5 separate regions of the Homo sapiens genome follow, and regions 1, 2, 3 and 5 are each linked to region 4. The links are chromatin contacts, found by Hi-C or POLR2A ChIA-PET in ENCODE. All regions are on one chromosome and are shown on one strand. Each heading gives the region's core, a stretch centred on a gene start or an enhancer-like site at or near the end of the contact. The rest is flanking DNA. Distances are from core to core; before and after follow the strand shown.

Evidence for each region. Hi-C counts contacts between places; a loop is a spot of excess contacts on that map. ChIA-PET counts read pairs that join two places held with the same protein, here RNA polymerase II (POLR2A). Pooled maps may share reads with other maps.
Region 1: a loop to region 4 is called in a map of B cell, with 15 times the contacts of the local background. The contact joins the promoter of RALB here to the promoter of C2orf76 in region 4. A Hi-C loop is called at or near these places in 5 of 168 maps with a recorded cell type or tissue (B cell, CD4-positive, alpha-beta T cell, CD8-positive, alpha-beta T cell and 2 more), 1 of 37 single-sample maps with no recorded cell type and 21 of 50 pooled maps. POLR2A ChIA-PET finds 5 or more read pairs at or near these places in 2 of 52 experiments (activated B cell and naive thymus-derived CD8-positive, alpha-beta T cell).
Region 2: a map of B cell shows a loop between it and region 4 (9-fold over the local background). The contact joins the promoter of TMEM185B here to the promoter of C2orf76 in region 4. A Hi-C loop is called at or near these places in 6 of 168 maps with a recorded cell type or tissue (B cell, CD4-positive, alpha-beta T cell, CD8-positive, alpha-beta T cell and 2 more), 8 of 37 single-sample maps with no recorded cell type and 20 of 50 pooled maps. POLR2A ChIA-PET finds 5 or more read pairs at or near these places in 3 of 52 experiments (OCI-LY7, activated CD4-positive, alpha-beta T cell and activated naive CD4-positive, alpha-beta T cell).
Region 3: a loop to region 4 is called in a map of OCI-LY7, with 6 times the contacts of the local background. The contact joins the enhancer-like site here to the promoter of C2orf76 in region 4. A Hi-C loop is called at or near these places in 6 of 168 maps with a recorded cell type or tissue (CD4-positive, alpha-beta T cell, CD4-positive, alpha-beta memory T cell, CD8-positive, alpha-beta T cell and 2 more), 3 of 37 single-sample maps with no recorded cell type and 16 of 50 pooled maps. POLR2A ChIA-PET finds 5 or more read pairs at or near these places in 2 of 52 experiments (activated CD4-positive, alpha-beta memory T cell and activated naive CD8-positive, alpha-beta T cell).
Region 5: a loop to region 4 is called in a map of ascending aorta, with 10 times the contacts of the local background. The contact joins the promoter of EPB41L5 here to the promoter of C2orf76 in region 4. A Hi-C loop is called at or near these places in 4 of 168 maps with a recorded cell type or tissue (CD8-positive, alpha-beta T cell, ascending aorta, naive thymus-derived CD4-positive, alpha-beta T cell and 1 more), 4 of 37 single-sample maps with no recorded cell type and 23 of 50 pooled maps. POLR2A ChIA-PET finds 5 or more read pairs at or near these places in 1 of 52 experiments (activated B cell).

What each region holds. Positions count from the first base shown.
Region 1 is chr2:120,251,412-120,254,111 of GRCh38, reverse strand. RALB (RAS like proto-oncogene B) reads right to left here and starts at 1,260. Exons shown (of 5, transcript NM_002881.3): 1 at 1,132-1,260. RefSeq lists an enhancer at 208-477 and a silencer at 978-1,567.
Region 2 is chr2:120,222,131-120,224,830 of GRCh38, reverse strand. It overlaps TMEM185B (transmembrane protein 185B), which reads left to right and starts at 1,431. Exons shown (of 1, transcript NM_024121.3): 1 at 1,431-2,700. The coding sequence starts at 1,855. RefSeq lists an enhancer at 475-1,138 and silencers at 1,233-1,393, 1,113-1,482, 1,633-1,832.
Region 3 is chr2:120,176,628-120,179,327 of GRCh38, reverse strand. It overlaps EPB41L5 (erythrocyte membrane protein band 4.1 like 5), which reads right to left. Exons shown (of 25, transcript NM_020909.4): 25 at 209-2,700. Among named protein-coding and RNA genes, the nearest start is that of TMEM185B, 45 kb to the left of the region's middle. RefSeq lists an enhancer at 2,095-2,194. Within about 2 kb of position 1,312, at least 2 of the 41 ENCODE cell types and tissues checked have a DNase peak (open chromatin) inside an H3K27ac peak, as active enhancers do; they include OCI-LY7, where a contact is called at or near this core.
Region 4 is chr2:119,365,478-119,368,177 of GRCh38, reverse strand. It overlaps C2orf76 (chromosome 2 open reading frame 76), which reads left to right and starts at 1,344. Exons shown (of 6, transcript NM_001322331.2): 1 at 1,344-1,388. DBI (diazepam binding inhibitor, acyl-CoA binding protein) reads right to left here and starts at 1,201. Exons shown (of 4, transcript NM_001079862.4): 1 at 1,118-1,201. The coding sequence starts at 1,126. RefSeq lists enhancers at 81-280, 811-1,140, 1,511-1,770 and a silencer at 1,241-1,390.
Region 5 is chr2:120,011,693-120,014,392 of GRCh38, reverse strand. It overlaps EPB41L5 (erythrocyte membrane protein band 4.1 like 5), which reads right to left and starts at 1,316. Exons shown (of 25, transcript NM_020909.4): 1 at 1,183-1,316. It overlaps LOC107985817 (a long non-coding RNA gene), which reads right to left. Exons shown (of 4, transcript XR_001739205.2): 4 at 1,689-2,000. RefSeq lists a silencer at 971-1,140.

The DNA.
Region 1 (2,700 bases), core at 11-2,510, 890 kb before region 4:
AATATGCAGTGCTACCTTTCATGGTCGGCCCATTTCTGGGAACTTCGATACTGTGCTTCTATTGCTCCAGGTTTAAGGAGCATTCTGAGCCTTGACCGGTTCTGAGCTTTGACATCCAACAATCTTATGGCTCTGCTTGGAACATCAGTCATTGACACCTCTAAAAGATTCACTATCCCCTCTGATACTCCATGCCCACCATCCATCCCCAAAACTTCAGAAGAAATGAGGTTAGGAAACCAGGACAGAGCAGAAAGTGCACTGTTCTACAAGGGCTGAAGATGAGTCACAGGTAACCCAGATGAGCAATCAGCCAAGTCTCTTCCACGGCCAATTCATTCAGTCCGCCAGGCACAAGCACTTCTCTCCCGAAGACTCACCTGATAAGAACACCAAAGTTCCAACGTTTCTCGTTGGAAATGAGCACAGAGAGGACACTGCTCACACAAGCAGTGTGGACGCAGCAAGCTCCGCGCCCCGCAACCCTGCACCGAGCACGGTTAACCTCACACTCCCACAGGCGGCAAGAACCGGGACGGCGATGCCCAGTCCAGGCGCTTCCCCTTAGAAGCCCCTTCGCCGCTGGCCCCTATCAGAAAGGAAAGGGGAGGAGGCTGGGGGAGAAACAACTTTATGCTCATTTGCAAGACAGGACCAAAACAAAACCAGCAAACCGAAGCCCTTTAGGAACACCGCCCAGTTCACGGCGCGTGCAAGTTCCGAGGGCAGTTAAGTTTTTGCAACACTTCCCAGCCCTGACCCTGCCCAAGCCGCGGCCGGAGGACTGAGGAAGTGGACGGTCCCGAGCGGGAGGCCCGCGGCAGGAAGTGGAAGCAGAGCCATCTGCGGGATAGGGAAGGAACCGCGGCTACAAGGGAGAGGCGGAGGCCGCCCCCACTTCCTCAGCCCCAGGCAGCCCAGGAAGCCGAGACTCCCCCAGGGAGTCCTCCCGGAGCGGAGCGGGGCCGCTGCCGGGGCGTCGCCCTCCGCCGGCCTCGGGGCGCGACATGTCCTGCCGCCGCCCGGCCACAGCCCGGCACGGAGGGAGCAAGAGGCTGCGGGCGTGCGGCGTACCCCACTCCCCAGCCCGCGCCCCACCCCGCCCGGGGCCCGCGGGCGCCGCGCCCTTACCAGGGACCAGTCCCGCCGCCTCCGCCGTCCGCACCCGGCCCGCAGCTCTTAAACGCGCCCCGCCCCCTCCCGGGGCCGGACCCCAGCCGTCCTCCACCGATTTGTCATTGAGCTGCCGGGCTCGCTTTCCCACCCCCCGAGCGCGCCTCCGGCGTCGCCTAGGCAACCCCTCCTCTCGAGAGCGCGCCCTCGCTTCCGTTCTTGCCCTCTCCTCGGAAGCCACGCCCGTCGGGGGGCTGTCAGCCAATCCGAGGCTGATTTTCCAAGCAGCGGGCGGCCGGGGAGGAGGTTTCACCAATGAGAAGCTGCCCCAGGCACGGGGGGGCGGGCCCAGCGCGCCTGCCCCGTCCCCCTCTGTTTCTCTCTCTGCCCCTCGGACACGCAGCTGGTAACCCTGCGGCAGTGGAGGAGCTGCCCGCCGGTATTGAGGGCGGGTGCGGGTGCACAAGGTGGGGCGCCAGTTGTGGGATTCAGGCCAGGGCTAGGACGAAGTAATGGAAAGCAAAAGCGAAGGACAGACCTGATCATACAGAAACAGAAGAAAATTACGAGGTGGCGAAGAGTGCTGGAGCGCGGCGATGGGGATGCCGCCCGGGGGTCTTGGGGCGGGACTCCACCTGCCGCCACCACTCGCTTCGCTGATGACATCCCATTAGCAGTAATGGAGTTAGTGAGTGCATGGCGGAGACTGGACCCAGGCCGCCTACAAGGGCCAGAATCCCACCCCAGCCATAGCCTCGAGGCAGGAAGTGCAGTGGGCAAGCTCCCTGCCAAAGCCCAGGAACGTGTGATTTTGTATCCAGTACAGCTTCATCTCGGTGGATTTTCCTTCCTAACCACCTCCTCCTCCACAGGTTTTGTGACCGTGCTGACCCCTACGCAGACCTCATGAGAGTCACAAGCCATCGCAACTGACAGTTTAAACGTCTGCCTCTTATCTCTAAGGGAGGGAACTATCTCTTATGCAATGTGATATCCATGGCTGCTAGCACAGTGTAATTAATTCTTTCATTGTTGATCATTGTAAGTTAGGATGCATGTGTATACTATATTGGAGGCTTTGGGCCATGATTAGATTGCTATGTATCTACCAGATCCAGTCCCTCCATCAGCATCTATATCAAAAAGCACAGAAGCTTTACCTTAGTCTTAAGTGACCAACTTAACAAAAAAGTGCAATCAGAAGAATATCCTAGTGTTAGCCTACTAAGTATTCTGTTTTTACCATTCTCATTCACATTTAAAACTTTTATTGAGTGCTAATCGTATGACAGACACTTTGCTAGGTACAGTAAGGAGATGGGGTAGGAGGCTTCTCAAAGAGGAAGCTCCCTAGTATTTATAACCTAGAAGAGGAATCAGACCCAAACCTTTTCTTACGGAGTAACAGTTAAGTGCACAGGTTTGGAGTCTGGAAGCATAGGATTAAAGGAGGGCTCTACCTTGTGACTAGCAGTTACTTAATTAGGAAACTACTTCTGTGGGCTTTAGTTTCACCAGCTGCCCAATAGCAGCACCTCCATGCTATAGGTAAGAAGATGTACATGCAAGTCCACATAGAGCTCTCAG
Region 2 (2,700 bases), core at 182-2,681, 860 kb before region 4:
AGAAAAGAGTACAAAAAAGACCAATGTGTAAAACAGACAGATTGGAGCAACTCTGTTTAGGGGAGGAATGGAGGGAGATAAGGCTCTCCAGAAACAAGAGGCCCTGAAGACACATCTATGAAGTCAGCCTTAAGGGCTGAGCCTGAGGACTGGTGAAGCTCACTCAGCTGGACTCCCTTCCCCAGGGCCACAGATTGCCTGTGGCTGAAGTGAAGTTGTGGAGAGCGCCTCGGGGGCTGGGACTGTCCGCCCGACACCTGGACACCCTGCTCATGCCCGCCTGGGGCAGTGCTGTGAGGGTGCGGGAGGGCCACTCCGCGGAGGCCCTGACAGGCCATGCGTTCCTCTGATGGCCTGTCCCACTTCAGAGCCCAGGACCTGCGTGACAACATCCCACAGCCACTTCAGGAAAAGAGGACTAGGAGAGACTGGTGAGGGCAGCCAGGGCTCTGCTGAGCAGTGGGACAGCGGGGAAGACAGAAATCCTCCAGGGTCTGCCCAGATGGCCAGAGGGCGAAAGGGGTGCTCCAAATCACAGACCCGCTGCAGCCTTGCCCTTAGACACCACCCAGGTCTGTCCCCCAACTTCATAGACCAGGAAACTGAGGCCCAGAGAGAAAGAGGTGAATTTGCCTAGGTTTCTCAGCTGATGGGTGGCACGGCCTGGACAAGAACCCAAATCTCTTGACCTCTGGTCCAGTACCCTTTTCCAAAGGAAAAGGAAAACATGGTTTTGCGAGAATAACACAGAGACAGGGCCAAATAAGTCAAAATGAGGACTAGACACTTGAAGGTAGGAGCCCTGTATCTGCGACGCGATTCTCTGTTAACCTGCCGGGTGACCTGGGGCAGAAAGCAACCCCCAACCCTGGTCTGGATCCAGTTTCCTCCCGAGTGGGGTCTAACACCCTCACCAGCACCTTCCACTCTGGAGTGAGAGGGACAGGTACAAGAGCGCCGCTGCCGCCTGGGATCTCTGCACAGCCACTTCGCAGGCAGCCTGAGAAACGTCCGTTGCTCCACCAGGCGGAGTTCTGCCCCGCGAGTCTTCATCCCAGGTAAGGCCCCCCCACCTCGTGCCCTGAGTCTACGCGCGGGCCTTTTCCTTTGAGCCAGGGATACACCCGCCGCCGGCCCCCACAGGTCTGCGCTCATGCACATCGCCTTGCATCCGTTCAGTTACCGGCACCCGCTCCCTCGCTCGCAAACTCCCGCACTAGCCCGGCCACCGCCTCTGCTCGCGCGCGCGGGGTGCTGGAGCCTCACCGCGGGCGCTCTAGCCCCGGGCGGGTTCCCGGGAAGCCGCGGCGAGCGCGGGGAGGCGAGGATCCCGGCAGAGATGGGTAGGGTGCCAACGCCCAGGCCCCGCCCTCTCCACCCGGCCCCGCCCCCGCAGGGCCCGCCCCGGCCGGCAGGGAGGATGTGAGCTCACTCCCGCCTCCATGTTCCCGGAGTCGCCTGGAAGCGTCCGCCCAAGGTCGCGGGCCGCTTGGGGAGTCAGCAGCGCGCCAGGCCCCTTCGGGCCCCACACGCATTAGGTGCCTTCTTGATGGGTACGGAGTGAACGCGGGCGGCGGCGGGACCGAGGCAGCGCCCAGTTTGTAACCGCCGCGCCGCCCGTGCCCGCGCGCGCCACACCCCAGCGCGCTTCCGGCCGGGCCACGTGACCGCGCGTGCACGTGTTCCGGCCTCTCCGCTTCGCCGCTCCGAACCTCCTCCTGGTCGTCCCGGCATTCGTCCACGCGGAGCCGGCTTGGGCGGGGCCCGGGAGGCGGCGGCCGGAGAAGCCGCGGAGACGCGAGCGCCGAGCGTCGCGAGGGAGCAGGCCCGGGCAGGCAAGCGGCGGCCTCCGCCATGAACCCCAGGGGCCTGTTCCAGGACTTCAACCCCAGTAAGTTTCTCATCTACACCTGCCTGCTGCTCTTCTCGGTGCTGCTGCCCCTCCGCCTGGACGGCATCATCCAATGGAGCTACTGGGCCGTCTTTGCCCCCATATGGCTGTGGAAGCTTCTAGTCGTCGCAGGCGCCTCCGTGGGCGCGGGCGTTTGGGCCCGCAACCCTCGCTACCGCACCGAGGGAGAGGCCTGTGTGGAGTTCAAAGCCATGCTGATCGCTGTGGGCATCCACCTGCTGCTGCTCATGTTCGAAGTCCTGGTCTGCGACAGGGTGGAGAGGGGCACCCACTTCTGGCTGCTGGTCTTCATGCCTCTCTTCTTCGTGTCCCCCGTGTCCGTGGCTGCCTGCGTCTGGGGCTTTCGACACGATAGGTCGCTGGAGCTGGAGATCCTGTGCTCGGTCAACATCCTGCAGTTCATCTTCATCGCCCTAAAGCTGGACAGGATTATTCACTGGCCGTGGCTGGTGGTGTTTGTGCCCCTGTGGATCCTCATGTCGTTCCTTTGCCTGGTCGTCCTCTATTACATCGTCTGGTCCCTCCTGTTCCTGCGGTCCCTGGATGTGGTTGCCGAGCAGCGGAGAACACACGTGACCATGGCTATCAGTTGGATAACGATTGTCGTGCCTCTGCTCACTTTTGAGGTCCTGCTGGTTCACAGATTGGATGGCCACAATACATTCTCCTACGTCTCCATATTTGTCCCCCTTTGGCTTTCCTTACTAACTTTAATGGCCACAACATTTAGGCGAAAGGGGGGCAATCATTGGTGGTTTGGCATTCGCAGAGACTTCTGTCAGTTTCTG
Region 3 (2,700 bases), core at 63-2,562, 810 kb before region 4:
GCTGGGGATGACCAATGAGGTTTTCAACCTTTGAAAATGCCCCTACTCCCAAATTTACACCACAAAAACATGGAAATCAACCTAAAAACAGTGCGGCTGCTTCTGCTCACTTCCTCAGGTTTGTACCAACAGTGGATCTGGTCTAACTCTGTTGAGGTCAGCATGTAGGAATCACAGTTCCAAGAAACAGAAACAGTGCACAAAAACATGAATGTCTCACGAAGGTTTATTTGAATAGAGTTACATCTAGAGTTCTCATTTCAGTGTACAAACAACTCAGTGCAGTGTTTCTAATACAAGTCATATAAAACTGGAACACACTAAATGAATAGTGCACTTGATAGAAAAATAAATTACACTTTAAATGCTACTGCAAAGTTTTACACATATAAAAGGTAAACACAAAATAGTTAGTGAGACCCTCATAACCACTTATCATATCCAGATAAGGAGATAAAAGGGGCAAAGGAATCTGTGCTATAAAAAAAAATCTCTCTGAAGAGGAGAAATCCTGACAAGTAACTGAATGATCATCTCAAGCAATGTGGTGACATAGGGACTTACAGATCGTATCTCTTAGAACTGGGAAGGAATCATAGCTCTACCAATGTGTTAACACAACCCAGTTCAGCTCAGGGCAAATTTCTATAATTCAAACAAATGTCCTCATACTAACGCCTAATATGTAGGAAAAGTTTCCAACTTTCTTCTGACCACTGAAGAGGTACAGTGTTTAAATTTTTGAGAGGATAAAAAGGACAAATAATCTAGAAATGTGTCTTCTTCAGTCTGCAGAAGACCCCAGGTCTCCAAGCAACCACATGGTCAAGGGCATGAATAATTAAAAGTTGGTGGGAACTCACAAAGACCCTCAGAGCTGAGACACCCACAACAGTGGGAGCTCACAAAGACCCTCAGAGCTGAGACACCCACAACAGTGGGAGCTCACAAAGACCCTCAGAGCTGAGACACCCACAACAGCACCTCGTTCAGCTGCCACATGTGTGAATAAGGATGCAATGTCCAGAAGTGTTGGCTGCCTCCAAGTGACAGGTAACACTGCAGAACCTATCTGAGGACCTGCCAGCCTCCCGTTTCACGCAGCCACTCTGCTGCTCTACAAAGTTTCACATCAGGGGTCAGCGGCTTTGTAAAGGGGACTCCGCAGGAACACAGCTGTGCTGGGGCTGCTGCTGCTGTACTGCGCCAGCAGAGCTGAGTGGGACAGTATTTACCATCTCTGGTCCTTTACAGAACAAGACTGCTGACTCCTCTCAATGACAAGACAAAAACTCTGCTTCTCGAGACTCTTACTTAGAAAAATAGCAGATTTTTCTCTCTGTGACTGATAAATAATTCTGCTAACAAGACTTCTGAAGGAAATCTTCATTTTGGGGCTTAGCTAAGAGAAGAAGAGGTGCAAGTTTTAGCCAGAAGTGAGAAGCATAAGATAACAAGTAGTCCAGATCCAAGAACCCAAGAACAACTCAGGGCTTTCATCCTTAAATCTCCATAGGATATCTGTGATTGTACAAAGGCAAAGGCTAGAGACAAATGTTAGGAGACTATAAGAAATATTTTTAAAAGTTTTTTCTTAAAACAATGTATAAATGTTAAGGAAGTAAGCACACAAGGAACAGAATCATTCCTCTGTTCAGCAGTGTCTCCTGAAGAGTAGGAATGAAATGACCATGACCTCCTGTGTGTCAAAAGATGATGCTACTGACATGTCACAAATTAGGTCTCACTGATTAATTTACAAGTTCTCAGGCAAAGTCTAGAGCAGGTAACTGAAACCTTCACGTCTTATTTTAAACCATCCTGTCAACTCCCACTTCCCCTATCAGGGCTATGAAATGGACTGAGTTGAGGTTCCTCTCCTGTCTGCCCGCAGGGAGGCAGCACTATCTGCTCCCCGCCACCCCACCGTGCTCCGTCCGAGGCGTGCACGGCAAACCCTCAGCAGTGCCCCCGGCTGCCCCTTCTCCAACCTCAGCCCAGTCTCACCAGCCTGCTTCTCACCCACTATCATCTCCAACCTTTCTCTTTGAACCCATCAAGGATGCCGGCACACATGCCTCTCTCTTCTCAAGAGACAGACATCTCCCCTTCCCTACCTGCCACATTCGTAGACCACCTCAGCCCTGCCTCTCCCCACCACACTGTTCTCAGGGGAGCAGAACAGGAAGAGCTGTTACAGCAGCTCTGCGCATGGCAGCAGCAGCAGCTATGACAGGAAACCAATCCCCAACACGCATTTAATCTGTCGGGGCCAATTCAGCATTCAAGTATGAACTTCCGTGTTTGCCACTTCATGTCAGGGCATGAGACAAAGTTTCCTCTGAGCTTGAAATTCAAGTGAATTTTAACAAAGTCCCTACCAATATTCTAACTGTCAAGAATACAGGTATCCAACGACATAAAGGTCACAGACTATGTCCAACTACCTAATTCCTAATTTTAGGAAGTTTAAAATAAGGATGTTGTCACCTCCTGAACTGGATGGGAGATTTAGGTCTTCCAAGGCATAATGCCTCAGCTGCTCTGTGGTGAGCAGCACAACGGTAACCCTGTAGGACATCTACGGTTGCCAAGACACTGAAAATTTGATGCTCATTCCATCATGTCCTGGGTCAAGCCCCTGGTTCTAGGTGTCACCTTCAGCTTTGAGAAAATATGTCCTATAATTAAGAACTGGCA
Region 4 (2,700 bases), core at 95-2,594:
GGGAGAGGAGAGGATTGAGGGCCTCCTCTGGGTGGGAGAGGGTAAGAATCCTACTGTGGCCTGATGACAGCCCAGTTACGGGGATGGAGAGGTGGGAAAGGTGGCACCCTTCGGGCAATGCAGCCCCTGAAGTGTGTCTGCCCCTCCCTGCCCCAACAGGGCAGCTAGAAAGATTCAGCAACACAAGAAGGGGAAGCCCCTCCAGTTCACTCATTCAATCGAAAACCATATATCCAGAGCTCTCACAAACGCAGGCATCAGGTCTGGAAATACAGCAGTGAAGAGGGCAGGCCAAGCCTTCGCCCCCAGTGGGGGTCCCCTCTGCGGGAGAAGCAGCGCGGCCAACTGCCTGGCCACCACCGGGCCAGGCACTAGGGAGTGGCCGGGGCTGCAGCGAAGCCCTGGCCTGAGGACAGACGGGGCACAGTATGCTGGAAACAGCTGAAAGGGGACAGGGCATGAGTGCCGCGGTGTCAGCGCCGGAGCCCGTTGGTCCCCTCCCTCCCCCTGGGGCCCGCGCGTTCAACACCGACCTCTGTCCCAGTGCCCGGATTGGCAGAGGCAGGCGGGAGGAGCCAGAGGTCGCCCCACATAGCTCGGTCTCAGACAAGGGTCTACACTGGAGAGAAGGGAGGGGCCCCTGGGTCACCTCTCCCCGGGCCGCGATTCTCCTCGTCCCGCACTCTGAGCAGCCGGCCCCGTACTTCCCCTGACCTCCAAGCTCTCGGCCACGGACTCCTCGCTTCCCCACTCCGCCGCGACGTCCTGCCCTGTGCTTCGGGATGGGGACTGAGTCTCCTCGCTCCTCCAATCCGTGCAACCCCTTCCCCCATCTCTCCATCAAGCACCCTCGACTCCCACCCCTCTCCCGCTACACAGCGAAGTCCACCCCATGGGCAACTTTCCGGCAGTTGCGGGGTGGGCAGCAGATTTAGAAATCCCCAAACGGAAAATCCCGCTCACAAGGCTCTGTCCAACGAATCAGGGCTAGGCATGGGCCCATGAGCAAGTGAGGGGCACGGAAGGAAAGAGCCCGAGAGCTTCTGGCAGCCGGCTGAGCCCCCAACGGGCCTCCCGCCCGCTGCACCTTCGCAGCCTGGCTGTGCACGCGCTGTACCTGAGACATCCTGGCCGACTTGCAAGAACTCCAGGGAGACAGCGGAGGAGGCGAGGACCAGGAAGCGATCGCCCAGATTGCACTGGCAAGCGCCTTTAGAGGCGCGGTCCACTCGCCCCAACCCTGCTCGGGCGAGCACCGGAAAGCCAATCAGAAGCCAGCTATGCGCTAGGGGCGTGCCCAGCCCCCGCCGCGGCGCTAGCCCCGCCCGAGCCCACGTGGGACCGCTTGCGCAAACGCCGGGAGTAGCCGAAGGGGACGCCGGGAACAGGTGGGGACAACGGAAGTAGGGTGCTTAGTTTTGCTGCCGGGAGTTGGTCGAGAGTTGGGTTCAGTCCTGGCCCGTTGTGGGGACGGCACGCGGGGGAAGGGGAGGGGACGGAGACCGAAGAACGGAGGTCCTTATGTTTCTTTTCTTTCCTTAAATCTTGCCCGGCCTGAAGAGGCCGGAAGTTGCATCTCTGGACAAGTAAACTCTGAGACCTGGGAATGGCGGGCGGGACCCGCTCCTCCCTTGGGGTCTAGAGGAGACCCCCGGAGATGGTCCCTGATGAGCAGCGTGATGGTGGAAAGCTGGACTGGTCTCCCGAAAGGCGAAGCCGAGGCTTCTTCCTCTGAACTTTTGGCACGTTCTTTGACTTGCTTGTGGCCGTAGTGTCAGGCCTGTATTGCACATTTATGTCTGTGGTGCATTTCTCCATCTGGTGCGTTAAAGGCAGGGACGGTGTCTTATTTGTCTTGATTTAACAAACTTGGACGGGACGAAGTGCTCAGCAAATATTTGTTAAATGAATGGCTGTTTATTGAACTCCTGTTGGGTAACTTGCACTGTTCTAGACCTTGGCAGACAGCAGTGAACAAAGCGGGTGAATCCCTGCAATCTTGGAACTTACAAGTAGGGACAGTAGTTTATACAATAAGTTAAATATAGAGTACTTTAGGGGCTTAGAGAGTTGGAAGTTTATAGTTTTAAATGGAGGAGGGGGAGTATTGAGGGAAGGTGACATTTGAGAAAGTTCCTCAAGGAGGGGAGGGAAGATTCCAAGCAGAGAACAAGTGTAAAGGCGTGGGCAAGGAACCAGGGGAAGAGTAGAAAGATGAGGCTGGAGAGTTTTGGCGGTGGCAGACTGGCTAGGTGATGCAGAAGTTGGCCATCACAGGGACTTTGACTGTCATGCTGAGTGAGATGGGAAATCGTAAAAGGGTTTGAAAAGAGGATGAGGAGACGGAGGGGAACGTCTTTGCGAGATTGTTACACAGCCTAATCTCCATGGGAACTGAAAGGAGCAGCACAGGTGTCTGGAAGTGTTTTAGGATCGATGTTTAAGAAGCTAAAGGAAGACTTCTCTGGCAGTGGTTGCAAAGGAGCTGGGTGAAGAGAGGGAAATGATGGAAAATTCTCTGGAGATCATTAAAAAAGCAAAGTCATTCCTCTCTAATTCATAATTTGTGGCAAGAGGGCTGGACTACAAATCTCTGCCCTGCCTACACCTTCCCCCTCCCCAGGGAAGGTAGACGCTTTCAGACTTAACTTGCTAACTTAATGTAGGTCACGTTTTATGGAATGTTTGGGAAGAAATGAA
Region 5 (2,700 bases), core at 67-2,566, 650 kb before region 4:
ACACACTAGAATGACACAGTGGAATTTTTGGATGGTAGGTTTATGTGGCTTCCAAAAAACAGTAGTTTCTACTCTAGTTCCTAACTAGAAGGATTTCCTTTAGAATCATAAAATGCAAATTTAAGCAATCCTATCAGAAGTTGGTTAAAAAAAGTACCCAAAACCCAAAAGTTAGTCATGAAATATGTATACTCTTACATGACTGGTGGCCACAATATGGTTGGTTAATTGCTTTTTGATAAAGCAATATAACATACAGCAAATGCCATTTAAGGTAACACTATATTTTGTCCCAGTATTCCCAATAAAGAAAATGCAAGCGAGTAATTCAACAGCAGTTACGCATATCGTTTTCGAATAATGTTAACCTATTTTCTAAAGCCTGCACAGCATATTACATGCACAAATAATCCAACAAGGTTAACTAGAGCTCAGCAACGGGTTATGTTAGAAACTGAGTTAATGCAGTTGTGGGTTACATTACAAATGTACACGGTTATGGGAATTTTCCCCGTAATTCTTTAAAAACTTTTAATATTAGTCTAAAATATTGCCAAACGTTTTAAGAGTTGGGTCTCGCTCTTAGGTAGAATTCGAGTAACCACAGACACAATTAACATTTACACACCAAAGAACCCATCATTAGCACGACAACCGTCCCGGGTGGGGGCGGGGCGGGACCTTCAGACCTCGTCTTTCATGGGAACACACCTGCCTCTCCTTTCCCAAGAGACTGAAGTTTTTCTCAAATACAGGTTAGCTCGAAAAGTCCACCAAGACAGTGACACAAACTCAGTTCGTTTTTCCCCTTCCCTTGCGACTTTTGTCTCTCCCGCTGGACGGCAGCCCAGCGGACCAGCGAGGGGTACCCGCGGCTCGGGGAGCGCGTCCGCTCGGCAAACATTAACCCGGCTGCCCCGGGCCCTCCGCCCCGGCCCGTCGCGCGGTATCGACCGAAACTCGGCGGCCCTGCCTCATTGGCCGCCGCCGCCCCTCCCTCCGGCGGGATTAATGCCCTGCCGGCCCGACGAGAGAGGGGCCGGCCGCCCTAGGGTCTGGGTGCGGCCCCCGCCCGCCTCCCCGGGGACAAGGCCGCTACCGCAGGCGCGGGCGAGGAAGGGTCCACTCGGCTAGGAGCGCAGCGGACTGTACTGCGGCGCCGCCGCCGGGCCTCGCGCTTACCTGAGCTGGGGACGGCGCAGCCCCGGCGACCAGAGCGGGGAAGAGCCGAGCAAGGCTGAGAAAGGGGCGGCTCCTCGGTAGACGCCGAGAAATGGCGCCCACAACGAGCCCACCGGCTCTAATCCCCGGAGGACCCCGACCTCCCGCCCGTCCACCCCTTAAAGCTCCCTCCCAGCTCCGCCCCCAGGGCGGAGCGCTCCGCTCTTAAACGGGCGATGACACCGCCCCGGAAATTGGCCGGCGCGGCGACTGGAGAGAAACCGGCGAGGCCGGGCCCGGCCGGGCTGGAACTAGCGCCAGCAGCCGGGCGTCCGCGGCTGGTTTAAAGGGGCGCTGCCGAAACCCAGTTCCCGCTGCGGCCCTCCGCCCGCGGAGGAGGCGCCCGTCCGCAGACAGACCCCAGTTAGTCCTATCACGAAGGAGGCTGGTGGAGCTGGCTGCTAGATTCATTCATCCATTCGTTCAAGAGATTAAATCCTTCGCAAATACTTATTGAGAGCCTGTCACGTATTTCCTCCCTTTTTCTCCTTTGTAGGGATTAAAATACATTTAAATCTCTGCTGTTAAAGTGACTTTCACTCTACTGGGGAAACAGTAAACAAATAGGTGTCACAAGGTGATTAAGTGTAAATGAGGAAAAATAAAACTGGGAAAGAGAAATAAAAGATTACTGCTTAGCAGAGTGTGGTCAGGAGGGTACTCTAACAAGGTGACATTCAGTCCGTTCATTCTACAGGTAATTGATTGAAGTGCCTACTTACTGTGAGTTCTGTGTTCTAGACACGAGATACGACAGACAACCAAGACAGACAAAAATCCTTCCCGGAGTTTACGTTATAGCAGGAATATAAACGAGACATAAAATAAACGAGATAAATTAGTGAAATTAAATACTGTCAGACATTGGTAAATGCTAAAAAGAAAAGTACAAGTAGGGAATAACCACAGGCAGTGAGGGTTTGCGATTTTACATAGCAGGTCACAATAAGAAGGTGGCATTTGGCTGGGCGCGGTGGCTCACTCCTGTAATCCCAACACTTTGGGAGGCCGAGGCGGGCGGATCACGAGGTCAGGAGATCGAGACCAGCCTGGCCAACACTGTGAAACTCCGTCTCCACTAAAAATACAAAAATTAGCTGAGCCTGGTGGCGTCCGACTGTAGTCCCAGCTACTCAGGAGGCTGAGGCAGGGGAATCGCTCGAACCCGGGAGGCGGAAGTTGCAGTGAGCCCAGATCACGCCACTGCACTCCAGCCTGGCGACAAAGCCAGACTCAGTCTCAAAAAAAAAAAAAAAGGTAGCATTTGAATGAAGACCTAGAGGAGGTGTGGGAGGAACCCTGTGGCCATCTGGGGAGAACCGAAGGGAACAGCAAGGGCAAAAGGCCCTGCAAGGGGACAGGTCTGTCTTTTCAAGGAAGTCCAGTGTGGCTAGAAGTGAGGAAGCAAGAGGAAGAGGAGGTGACAGTCAGAGAGGAAAGGGGTAAGATGTAGGGCCTTGTGGGCCCTGGCTAGAGCTC